Linked DNA regions of Homo sapiens: region 2 is linked to region 1. Evidence: read pairs that join two places in POLR2A ChIA-PET (ENCODE). Cell type or tissue: OCI-LY7. All regions are shown on one strand. Links, peaks and the distances in the headings refer to the core of each region. The heading gives the core; the rest is flanking DNA. Region 1 has its middle 8.0 kb from the start of RPL7L1. Region 2 overlaps BICRAL (BICRA like chromatin remodeling complex associated protein).

Region 1 (5,379 bases), core at 192-5,191:
GCTCTGTCCCCCAGGCTAGAGTGCAGTGGCACACAATCTCCGCTGACTGCAAGCTCCACCTCCCAGGTTCACGCCATTCTCCTGCCTCAGCCTCCCTAGCAGCTGGGACCACAGGCGCCCGCCACTGCGCCTAGCTAATTTTTTGTATTTTTAGTAGAGACGATGGTCTCGATCTCCTGACCTTGTGATCCACCTGCCTCGGCCTCCCAAAGTGCTGGGATTACAGGCGTGAGCCACTGTGCCCGGCCTAGGAGATTTTCTTCAGTTATGTTTATTTTGTTTCTGCAAGGACAAGGAAAAAGCTAAGTGATAAATGATTTTACATAAGAGATATTCCAGAATTAACGTTTCTCTTTGGATTCAACATATTGGACCAAATTTTGTATTAAAAAATAACTCTATAACCTTATGTGTAAAATCAGCCCCATGAGGCCCTTTTGAATTCCTGCCCTCACAAGTGTTTTTCCACCCAAATTGTTAGGGAAGCTTCTAGAGGTGAAATGTATTTCTGGGAACAAATTGTTCTTTAGGGCCTAGAATTTACACTTGTACTCATTTATGGTTTAATTAGATTCTCCCCTGTGCCCTAAGAGCAGTAGAAAATCAAGATTCAGCAGTAATCAGTACATAAATAGAAAGTCATTTTCTAAAAAGATTAAAAGGCAACAAAGAAAGTCATTTTCAAATAACTAACAGAATGATATGAAGGGATCTATCCACTGATGTCATGTATAGTGTTACCCTAATGTCAAGTTTCTCTTCTTGCTAAGGATAAATGTGTGTCCAGAATGACATTTTTGTCCCTCTTCAGGCCATTTACAATGGGAGTGCCCCAGGAATGAAGAGTTAGAAGGAAGGATCAGCCGGGTGTGTTGGCTCACACCTCTAATCCCATCACTTTGGGAGGCCGAGGCAGGCAGATCACCTGAGGTCGGGAGTTTGAGACCAGCCTGACCAACATGGAGAAATCCCATCTCTACTAAAAATACAAAATTAGCTGGGTGTGGTGGCGCATGCCTGTAATCCCAGCTACTTGGGAGGCTGAGGCAGGAGAATCACTTGAACCCAGGGAGAGGTGGGGGTTGTGGTGAGCCGAGATCGCGCCATTGCACTCCATCCTGGGCAACAAGAGCGAAACTCCATCTCAAATAAAAAAGGAAGGATCATCTGGTTGCTAGGTTAGGATCTGTCTCTGTTCCCTGGGGGCATGCCTGGAGGAAAGACAGGCATCTTCTCTTAGGATGGTTAAAACCCTCAGCTGTGTGTATGGGAGGACACATTCCAGGAAAGGGGCCCTAAGCACTTCCTGAGGCAGAGAAAGTTCCAAGTTAATTATTGGGGGAAAGGTAAGGGAAAATAAACCTTTACAGTGTGGGGGCACTGCAACAGCATTGCTCAGGCAGGGCTCTAGCTGTGCTGTACTGAAAGGGCTAGGCCCTGGGGTTCAGGGTCATGCCCTACTTGCAGCCTTGTGTGTGCTCTCCAAGACAGAGGAGGACCCGTTGGGTATCCAGCTGAAAATGATGATCATTAACCAACAATATTACTTGAGCAGTTGACTGTTGGCAGACACTGTGCCAGACATTGGGATATACAGATAATTCAGGCATGCTTTCTGCTTTCAAAGGGCTCACAGTATACAGGGGGAGCAACACACAGATATACATTACATTTGGGAACTGACTGGAGTTCAGGAGAGAAGAAAATAGGATGCTATAATTTTTCTGGGCTGGGCATGTGGCTCATGCCTGTAAGCCCAACGCTTTGGGAGTCTGAGGCAGGAGGACTGCTTGAGGCCAGGAGTTCAAGACAAGCCTGGGCAACACACAGTGAGACCTATCTCTACAAAAAAAATTAAAAATTAGCCAGGCATGGTGGCATATGCCTGTAGGCCCACCTACTCAGGAGGCTGAGGCCAGAGGATTGCTTAAGCCCAGTTCAAGGCTGCAGTGAGCCATGATCATGCCACTGGACTCAAGCCTGGGTCACAGAACAAGACCTTGTCTCAAAAAATAAAATTCTTCTGGACTGCCACAATAAATTGCACAGAGAGCTGTAAATTACATTTCCATGCCCTGGTTCTTAGTATTTTCCTGAGTTAAACTTGAGAAAAAAATATACCTTCTGCAGTAACAAAGATAAAAGACTTTATTTATTTATTTATTTATTTTCTGAGACGGAGGGAAATTTCCCTCTTGTTGCCCAGGCTGCAGTGCAATGGCGCAATCTCGACTCATCGCAACCTCTACCCCCAGGTTCAAGCGATTCTCCTACTTCAACCTCCCGAGTAGCTGGAATTACAGGCGCCTGCCACCATGCTGGCTAATTTTGTATTTGTAGTAGAGATGGGGTTTCTCCATGTTGGACAGGTTGGTCTCGAACTCCCGACCTCAGGTGAACGGCCTGCCTCGACTTCCCAAAGTGCTGAGATTACAGGCGTCAGCTACCACACCAAGACCTTTGTAATTAAATTGTTAATTATGTGGAGAAATCTGTTTCAGTGTATTCACAAATAGCAGGAGCACATATGTAGTATAAAGTGGATTCTGTAATATGAATTGCCTGTCTACGCTGCTGCAGGTAAAAGACCTTTATAAGAAACCCAGGCCGCGTGTGATGGCTCACGCCTGTAATCCCAGCACTTTGGAAGGCTGAGGCAGGTGGATTACCTGAGGTCCGGAGTTTGAGACCAGCCTGACCAATATGGTGAAACCCTGTCTCTACTAAAAATACAAAAATTAGCCAGGCGTGGTACACCTGTAGGCCCAGCTACTCGGGAGGCTGAGACAAGAGAATTGCTTGAACCCAGGAGGCGGGGTTGCAGTCAGTGAGCCGAGACCACACAACTGCACTCCAGCCTCCAGCCTGGGCAACAAAGTGAGACTCAGTCTCAAAAAAAAAAAAAAAAGAAACCCTCATCTGTATTACTCTTGGGTATGTGCTGGAGTCTGACCTTTGAAACCAATTGCAAAGGCAAGAAGATCCTTGGGAAAAAAATTACTTCTATGAAGGTCAAGGAAAGCAGTGCAACTGGGTGGGCAGAAAGTGCCTTTGGCAGCAGAATGTGGAAATTGGTTCTGGTATCTCATCTATCACATAATCATGTATCTTCATACAACTTAACTCTCAGTCACCGTGTCCTTGCCCATAAACTAAGAAGACTGGTCTTGGCCCTCTACTTCTTAGGGTGTAAAATGTGTTACTAAGGCCGGGTGCAGTGGCTCACACCTGTAATCCCAGTACTTAGGGAGGCTGAGAGGAGGGCTGATCACCTGAGATCAGGAGTTAGAGACAAGCCTGGCAAACAAGGTGAAACCTTGTCTCTGCTAAAAAAAAAAAAAATACAAAAATTATCCAGGCATGTTGGCGGGTACCTGTAATCCCAGCTAATCAGAAGGCTGAGGCTGGAGTATTGGTTGAACCCAGGAGGTGGAGATTGCAGTGAGCCAAGATCGTGCCACTGCACTCCAGCCTGAGTGACAGAGCAAGACTCTGTCTCCAAAAAAAAAAAAAAAAAAAAGGGTGTTACTGAAGACATGTAGACAGTAAAAAGAGCAGGGCCGGGCACAGTCACAGTGGCTCACGCGTGTAATCCCAGCAGTTTGGGAGGCCGAGGCGGGCAGACCACCTGAGGTCAGGAGTTCAAGACCAGCCTGGCCAACATGGCGAAACCCCATCTTACTAAAAATACAAAAAATTATCTAGGCATGATGGCACATGCCTGTAGTCCCAGCTACTCAGGAGGCTAAGGCAGGAGAACCACTTGAACCTGGGAGGTGGAGGTTGTAGTGAGCCAAAATTGTGCCACTGCACTCCAGCCTGGCTGACAGAGCGAGACTCCATCTCAAACATGAAAAAAGAAAAAGAAAAAAGAGACCAGGCGCAGTGGCTCACACATGTAATCCCAGCACTTTGGGAGGCCGAGGCAGGTGGATCACCTAAGGTTGGGAGTTCAAGACCAGCCTGACCAACATGGAGAAACCCCATCTCTACTAAAAATACAAAATTAGCCAGGCGTGGTGGTGCATGCCTGTAATCCCAGCTACTTGGGAGGCTGAGGCAAGAGAATCGCTTGAACTGCAGAGGCGGAGGTTGTGGTAAGCCAATATCACACCATTGCACTCCAACCTGGGCAACAAGAGCAAAACTCCATCTCAAAAAAAAAAAAAAAAAAAGTAAAACGAGCCATGTTCCATTATCCCTAAATAATTCAGAAGTTTGGGTTTTTCTGTTTTGCTTTTAGTCTTACCTGCTACATACTTTCACCTTCCTACCCCAGCTTTCTTGTCTATCCTCAAGCCTCAAAAGGCTGCTGCCCCTCACCTGTTCTCTCCCTTTCCTTCCCACTTTTGCTACCTTATGTTTGTTTTTCATTAGGATCAAAAGCTGTTGTTCACATTGTCTGCCTCAACTCCAGGTTCATCCACTGCTCTCAGACTAATCTCTTTCCTACTTGCTTCCTGATAACCCCTTGTCACTTACAAGCAAAGCTTGAAGCAAAATGAAGCTGACTGCAAAAAGTGTCTTAATCCAAGAAAGAGGATGGAGCAGATGGGAAATTGCAGATAGAGTTCCTCTTAGGGTGTGTTAGGTGTGGCAGCTTTGCCTTAAGTAAGAGTAGGATTCCAAATAATCCAGAAGTGCAGAGAATACTGAAATAAATTATGCACGGACGTGTTAGGAAAGGGATTCTGGAACCAATTCAGAGAGAACCACAAAAATCCAATTACTTACAGAGCTTTCTTTTTTTTTTTTTCCTTTTTATTTCTTTTTTTATTTTTTTTCTGAAACAAGGTCTGGCTCTGTCACCCAGGCTGGAGTGCAGTGGCGTGATCTCTGTTCACTGTAACCTCCACCTCCCAGCCTCAACCCATCCTCCCATCACAGCCTCCCAAGTAGCACGACTACAGGCACACACCACCATGCCCATCTAATTTATATATAGATATAGATGTTTTTCCTTTTTCTTTCTTTTTTTTTTTTCTGAGACGGAGTTTGACTCTGTTGCCCAGGCTGGAGTGCAATGGCGTGATCTCAGCTCACTGCAACCTCCACCTCCCCAGGTTCAAGCGATTCTCCTGCCTCAGCCTCCCAAGTAGCTGGGATTACAGGCACGTGCCACCATGCCCAGCTAACTTTTGTATTTTTAGTAGAAACGGTTTCACCATGTTGGCCAGGCTGGTCTCGAACTCCTGACCTTGTGATCTGCCCACCTCGGCCTTCCAAAGTGCTGGGATTACAGGCATGAGCCACTGTACCCGGCCTTTTTTTTCTTTCTTGAGACAAAGTCTCACTCTGTCGCCCAGGCTGGAGTGCAGTGGTGCAATCTTGGCTGACTGCAACCTCCACCTCCCAGATTCAAGCGATTCTCCTGCCTCA
Region 2 (5,379 bases), core at 294-5,293, 54 kb before region 1:
GGTCGGCTAATTCTTGTATTTTTAGTAGAACAGGGTTTCACCATGTTGGCCAGGCTGGTCTCGAACTCCTGACCTCAGGTGATCCGCCTGCCTCAGCCACTAGGCTATTATTTTTGAAAGAAGCAAAAGAACAGATAAGCAGATAAAGGAGGAAACAAAAACATTTGTAATAGTGGCCACATACCAAATTTCAGTTTGCGCAGTCTTTGAAATCCTGTTCTATTACTTTTTTTTTTCTTTTTTTTTGAGACAGGGTCTCACTCTATCACCCAGGCTGGAGTGCAGTGGTGCAATCTCAGCTCATTGCAACTTCCACCTCCTGGTTCAAGAGATTCTCATGCCTCAGCCCCCATAGTAGCTGGGATTACAGGCACGCACCACCACGCCTGGCTCATTTTTTTTGTATTTTTAGCAGAGACAGAGTTTCACCATGTTGGCCAGGCTGTTTTATGACTCCTAAGGGTGAAGTTTGGTTTTCTTCCATTGCTACTGGTCAGAATATCTTTTTTTTTTTTTTTTTTTTTTGAGATGGAGTCTCGCTCTGTTGCCCAGGCTAGAGTGCAGTGGGGCAATCTTGGCTCACTGCAACCCCCATCTCCTGGGATCAGGCAATTCTCCTGCCTAAGCCTCCCGAGTAGATAGGATTACAGGCATCCACCACCACATACAGCTAAATTTTTTGTATTTTCAGTAAAGACAGGGTTTCACCATGTTGGCCAGGTTGGTCTCAAACTCCTGACCTCAGGTGATCCGCCCATCTCGGCCTCCCAAATTGTTGGGATTACAGGCGTGAGCCACCGTGCCCAGCCCAGAATATCTTAAATAGGCAAAACTGATTTGCTGAACTGGGTTTCCTGAAATATCTGTTCTTGCAACCAATTATGTTTCTTCATGAGAGCTTAGATTTTCTCCCTCTGTGTGGAAAAAAAATTAATACACTGTTATATCTCTGCCTTGGAGGTCTTTGAAGTTTTGCTGTGAACTTAATTAAATTCAGACTGTTTTTAAGATACAGTATTTCTTGGCCGGGCGTGGTGGCTCCTGACTGTAATCCCAGCACTTTGGGAGCCTGAGGTGGGCGGATCACCTGAGGTCAGGAGTTCGAGACTAGCCTGACCAACGTGGAGAAACCCTGTCTCTACTAAAAATACGAAATTAGCCAGGCATGGTGGTGTGGCCCTGTAATCCTATCTCGGGAGGCTGAGGCAGGACAGTCACTTGAACCCGGTAAGCGGAGGTTGTGGTAAGCCAAGATTGCGCCATTGCTCTCTAGCCTGGGCAACAAGAGAGAAACTCTGTCTCAAAAAAAAAAAAAAAAAAAAAAAAAGATACAGTATTTCTTTTAAGACAGCTGATGTGGCTTATTCTCCAGGCCAGTAGGCTGCTTTAAAATATTCTAAGGGCTGGGCATGGTAATTGTAATCCCAGCACTTTAGGAGACCAAGGTGGAGGATCACTTAAGTGCAGCAGTTCGAGACCAGCATGGGCAACATAGTGAGACCTCGTCTCTACCAAAAAAAAATGAAAAAAAAAAAAGTTCTAAGTATTTAGCTGGGCACTGTAGCATACACCTGTAATCCTAGCTACTCAGAAGACTGAAAGGGGAGGATCGCTTGGGCCCAAGAGTTCAAGGCCAGGCTGGGCAACATAATGAAACCCTGTCTCTTCAAAAAAAAAAAAAGTTCTGAGTATTTGGTATATTTAGTATACTTAAGGAAAGCGAGCCTTACTTGAGGTTCTTTTTAAATTTTATTTTATTTTTGAGATAGGGTTTGGTACTTTTGCCCGGGCTGGAGTGCAGTGGCACGATCACGGCTCACTGCAACCTTCATGTCCTGGGCTCAAGTCATCCTCCGACCTCAGCCTACCAAGTAGCTGGGACTAAAGGCAAGCACCACCACACCCAGCTAAACTGACTTGAGGTTCTTGTACTTCATTTTGTGTCCTTCTTCTCCTTGTTTTATTAATTGTTTTTCTTTTTTGATTAGATCTTACATGCATGTGGCACAAATTTCAAAATGTACAAAAGGACATATAAATAAAGAGTATCAGCCGGGCGTGGTGGCTCACGCCTGTAATCCCAGCACTTTGGGAGGCCGAGGCGGGCGGATCACGAGGTCAGGAGATCAAGACCATCCTGGCTAACATGGTGAAACCCAGTCTCTACTAAAAATACAAAAAATTAGCTGGGCGTGGTGGTGGGCGCCTGTAGTCCCAGCTACTCGGGAGGCTGAGGCAGGAGAATGGTGTGAACCTGGGAGGCTGAGCTTGCAGTGAGCCGAGATTGCACCACTGCACTCCAGCCTGGGCGACAGAGCGAGACTCCATCTCAAAAAAAAAAAAAAAAAATTGTGTATCTTCCTCTGTTCCCCAGTCACCCTGTTTTCTTCCCAGAAGCAACTAGTGTTACTGGTTACCTGTGCTTCATTTTAGGTTCTATACATTTACACACACACATCATTTATATGTGTGTGTGTGTGTGTGTGTGTGTATATATGTGTGTGTGTGTATTTCCCCCACACACACATTTGGGAACATAATGTACATAATATTCTGCACCTTTCTTTTTTAATTGACCATATATCCTACCAAGTTAGTATGATTAAAACTGCCTCATTAGTTTTAATGACTGCAGAGTACTCCACTATGTAGGTAAACCATAATTGATTTAACCAGGACATTTAATCATGGACATTTAGGGTTTTTAAGAGAGTTTTTTAAATTAAGATATAATTTACATACCATAAAACTCACCCTTTTAAAGTATATAATTCAGTAGTTTAATACAAGAACTCTTTTTTTTTTTTTTAAGAGGCAGAGTCTGGCTCTGTCGCTTTGGCTGGAGTGCAGTGGTGTAATCATAGCTCACTGCAGCCTTGACCTCCTACGCTCAAGCAAACAATCCTCCCATCTCAGCCTCCCAAGTAGCTGGAACTACAGGTGTGCATCAGCACACTCAACTAATTTTTAAATGTTTTGTAGAGATTGGGTCTCACTACATTGCCAAGCAGGTTCAAGAACATTTTTATTGCCCCAGAAAGAAACCCCATACCCATGACATCTAGGGTTTTGCCGTCCTTTGTTAAAACCAATTAATACTAAAATAATAATAATACTGCCCTGGATATTCTTATACACATATCATTTGGCACATGTGAAAGAATACCCACGTGACAGCTGGTTATGGTGGCACATACCTGTAGGCCCAGCTACTTAGGGGGTTAAGGATCTCTTGAGCCCAGAAATTCAAGTCCAGCCTGGGCAACATAGAGAGACCCTATCTCTAAAAAAAAAAAAAAAAAAAGTGAGTAAAAAAGAATATCTGCAGTACAAATACCTGGAAATGGATTTGCTTGGTAAGCTGATCTGTGCACTTAAGATTTTGAAAGACATTGCTAAATTGCCCTCACTAGAGGTTATATGAGTCTGTATCCTGTCAGTGTATAAAAGTTCCTATTTCCCCACTCCCTGCTAGCAGAATCCTTCATCCAACTTTTCTGTCTTTGCCAATCTGACAGGACATGTAGTATCTCACTACAATATTAATTTTTATTTCCCTTATTGTAAGTAAGGTTGATTATTTTATATGCTTAGGAGCTAGTTGTATTTCCTTTTCTGTGAATTGATTGCTCATAAACTGATTAAATCTTTGATATTCTGGATGGATCCTGATAAAAAAATTTTCCTTATTTATAAGAGCTCTTTATGTATTAGGGAGAAAAGCCCTGATAAAAAATTTTCCTTATTTATAGGAGCTCTTTGTGTATTAGGGAGAAAAGCCTTCTGGGGTATGAAGTGGAGGTATTTTTCTTAGTTATTTTTGTTTATTTGTTTTAGTCTTTGACTTTGCTTATGATGTGTTTTTCTTTTATCATGCAGAAGCTTTGCACTTTATGTCGTTGACTTTGTCAGTCTTTTATGACTTGTGTGTCTTATGACATCCTTAGACTTTCCTCACTCCAAGATTGTTAAAAAAAAAAAAATTCTCCCATGAGTTATTCTATTACTTTAAGGTTCTTTCTCCATCCACCATTTAACTCCTAGATCCATCTAGAATTTATTTTTGTGTAAGATATGAGGTGTGAATCTACCTTATTTTCCCCATATGGTTAACAACTTTTCCCCACCGCTTTGAAACGTCATTTTTACACTGTGTCCTCTTGATTAAAAGCTATTATTTAAGATGTTTGTTGGTGCAATTCAGAACAGTTTTAAATATTAGCTTTAATTTTTTAAGAGAGGTAGTCAGGTGTTCAGGACAGTGATTTCTGAACTCTTGGGGTGCCTACAGCCCCCTTCCCTCCACGACAAATCCCACTGTCTAGTGCTATTTACAGAGGGGAAGACGTCTTGCTCATGTCTGTTGGGCCAAGAAATAGTTTCCAATCACTCATCCAGGGATTTCCCCTTAGCCTCATAAAATCCACCTGGGGTCAGCCACCCATCTAGGGATTCCAGGGTTGTTACTTGAATGTGAAAAGAGCCTCAACAGGAGTCCAGAAGTAAATGGAGAATCTTTCCAGAGAAAACAGAATTCTTCACTTTTAGGTCATTAGTGACTGATCTTCAGATTATCTTCTCGTTTTATTTATTTTTATTTTTATTTTTAATTTTATTTTTTGAGACAGAATCTCTCTCTGTCACCCAGGCTGGAGTGCAGTGGCATGATCTCGGCTCACTGCAACCTCTGCCTCCCAGGTTCAAGCAATTCTCCTGCCTTAGCCTCCCGAGTAGCTGGGACTACAGGCAAGTGCCACCATGCCTGGCTAATTTTTTGTATTTTTAGTAGAGACGGGTTTCACCGTGTTGGCCAGGCTGATCTCGAACTCCTGACCTCAGGTGATCCACCCACCTCGGCCTCCCAAAGTGCTGGGATTACAGGCATGTGCCACCATGCCCGGCCTATCTTCTCATTTTAAAATCATAGACAATTTTACAATTTTGCTCTGGTAAATTTACTTTGATGGACCATAGGTCATCTGGTGAAAGGAACCCCTGGATTAGGCTATATTATGACTACATTTTGGCATTATTTGAAGCTAGAGAATACAGGGCTAAGGGTCATCTCTTTTAATTTGAAACTGTTTAAGGTGAGAAAAGAGTGTGACCCTTTAAAAAGCAGAATTCTCAGGGTGCCCCTGACTGTAAAGGCTCCTAGAGTTGTACCTACTGGGACCAGAGGAGAAGGCCTGTCTGGCAGTTCCTGATGCTGCTGATAGGGGGTAGATATTCCCAGGGAGCCTTCTTTCAAGCCAAGTGTTTGACTCCCTGTTTTGTTTGGTAGAGAAGGTTGCACAATGGCTTTTAATCTCATTCAATATTATAAAAGTGTTCTGTTTGCACTACTCAAGTAGTTTGTCACTCTAAACTTAGGGGTAG

Evidence for each region. Peaks named below come from ENCODE experiments on the same cell type or tissue, not always from the same donor. Only the 100,000 strongest peaks of a DNase experiment are listed, where the experiment ranks them.
Region 2: POLR2A ChIA-PET joins it to region 1 with 15 read pairs; 9 of 35 experiments call an interaction of 5 or more read pairs at or near these places.

What each region holds. Positions count from the first base shown.
Region 1 is chr6:42,868,913-42,874,291 of GRCh38, forward strand. No RefSeq gene overlaps it. Among named protein-coding and RNA genes, the nearest start is that of RPL7L1, 8.0 kb to the right of the region's middle. In OCI-LY7, for the core only: no CTCF peak of the experiment used is centred there; a DNase peak (open chromatin) is centred at 2,829; H3K27ac peaks cover 1,121 bases.
Region 2 is chr6:42,814,683-42,820,061 of GRCh38, forward strand. The region is part of intron 2 of BICRAL (BICRA like chromatin remodeling complex associated protein); the gene reads left to right. Among named protein-coding and RNA genes, the nearest start is that of BICRAL, 35 kb to the left of the region's middle. In OCI-LY7, for the core only: a CTCF peak has its summit at 5,227; no DNase peak of the experiment used is centred there.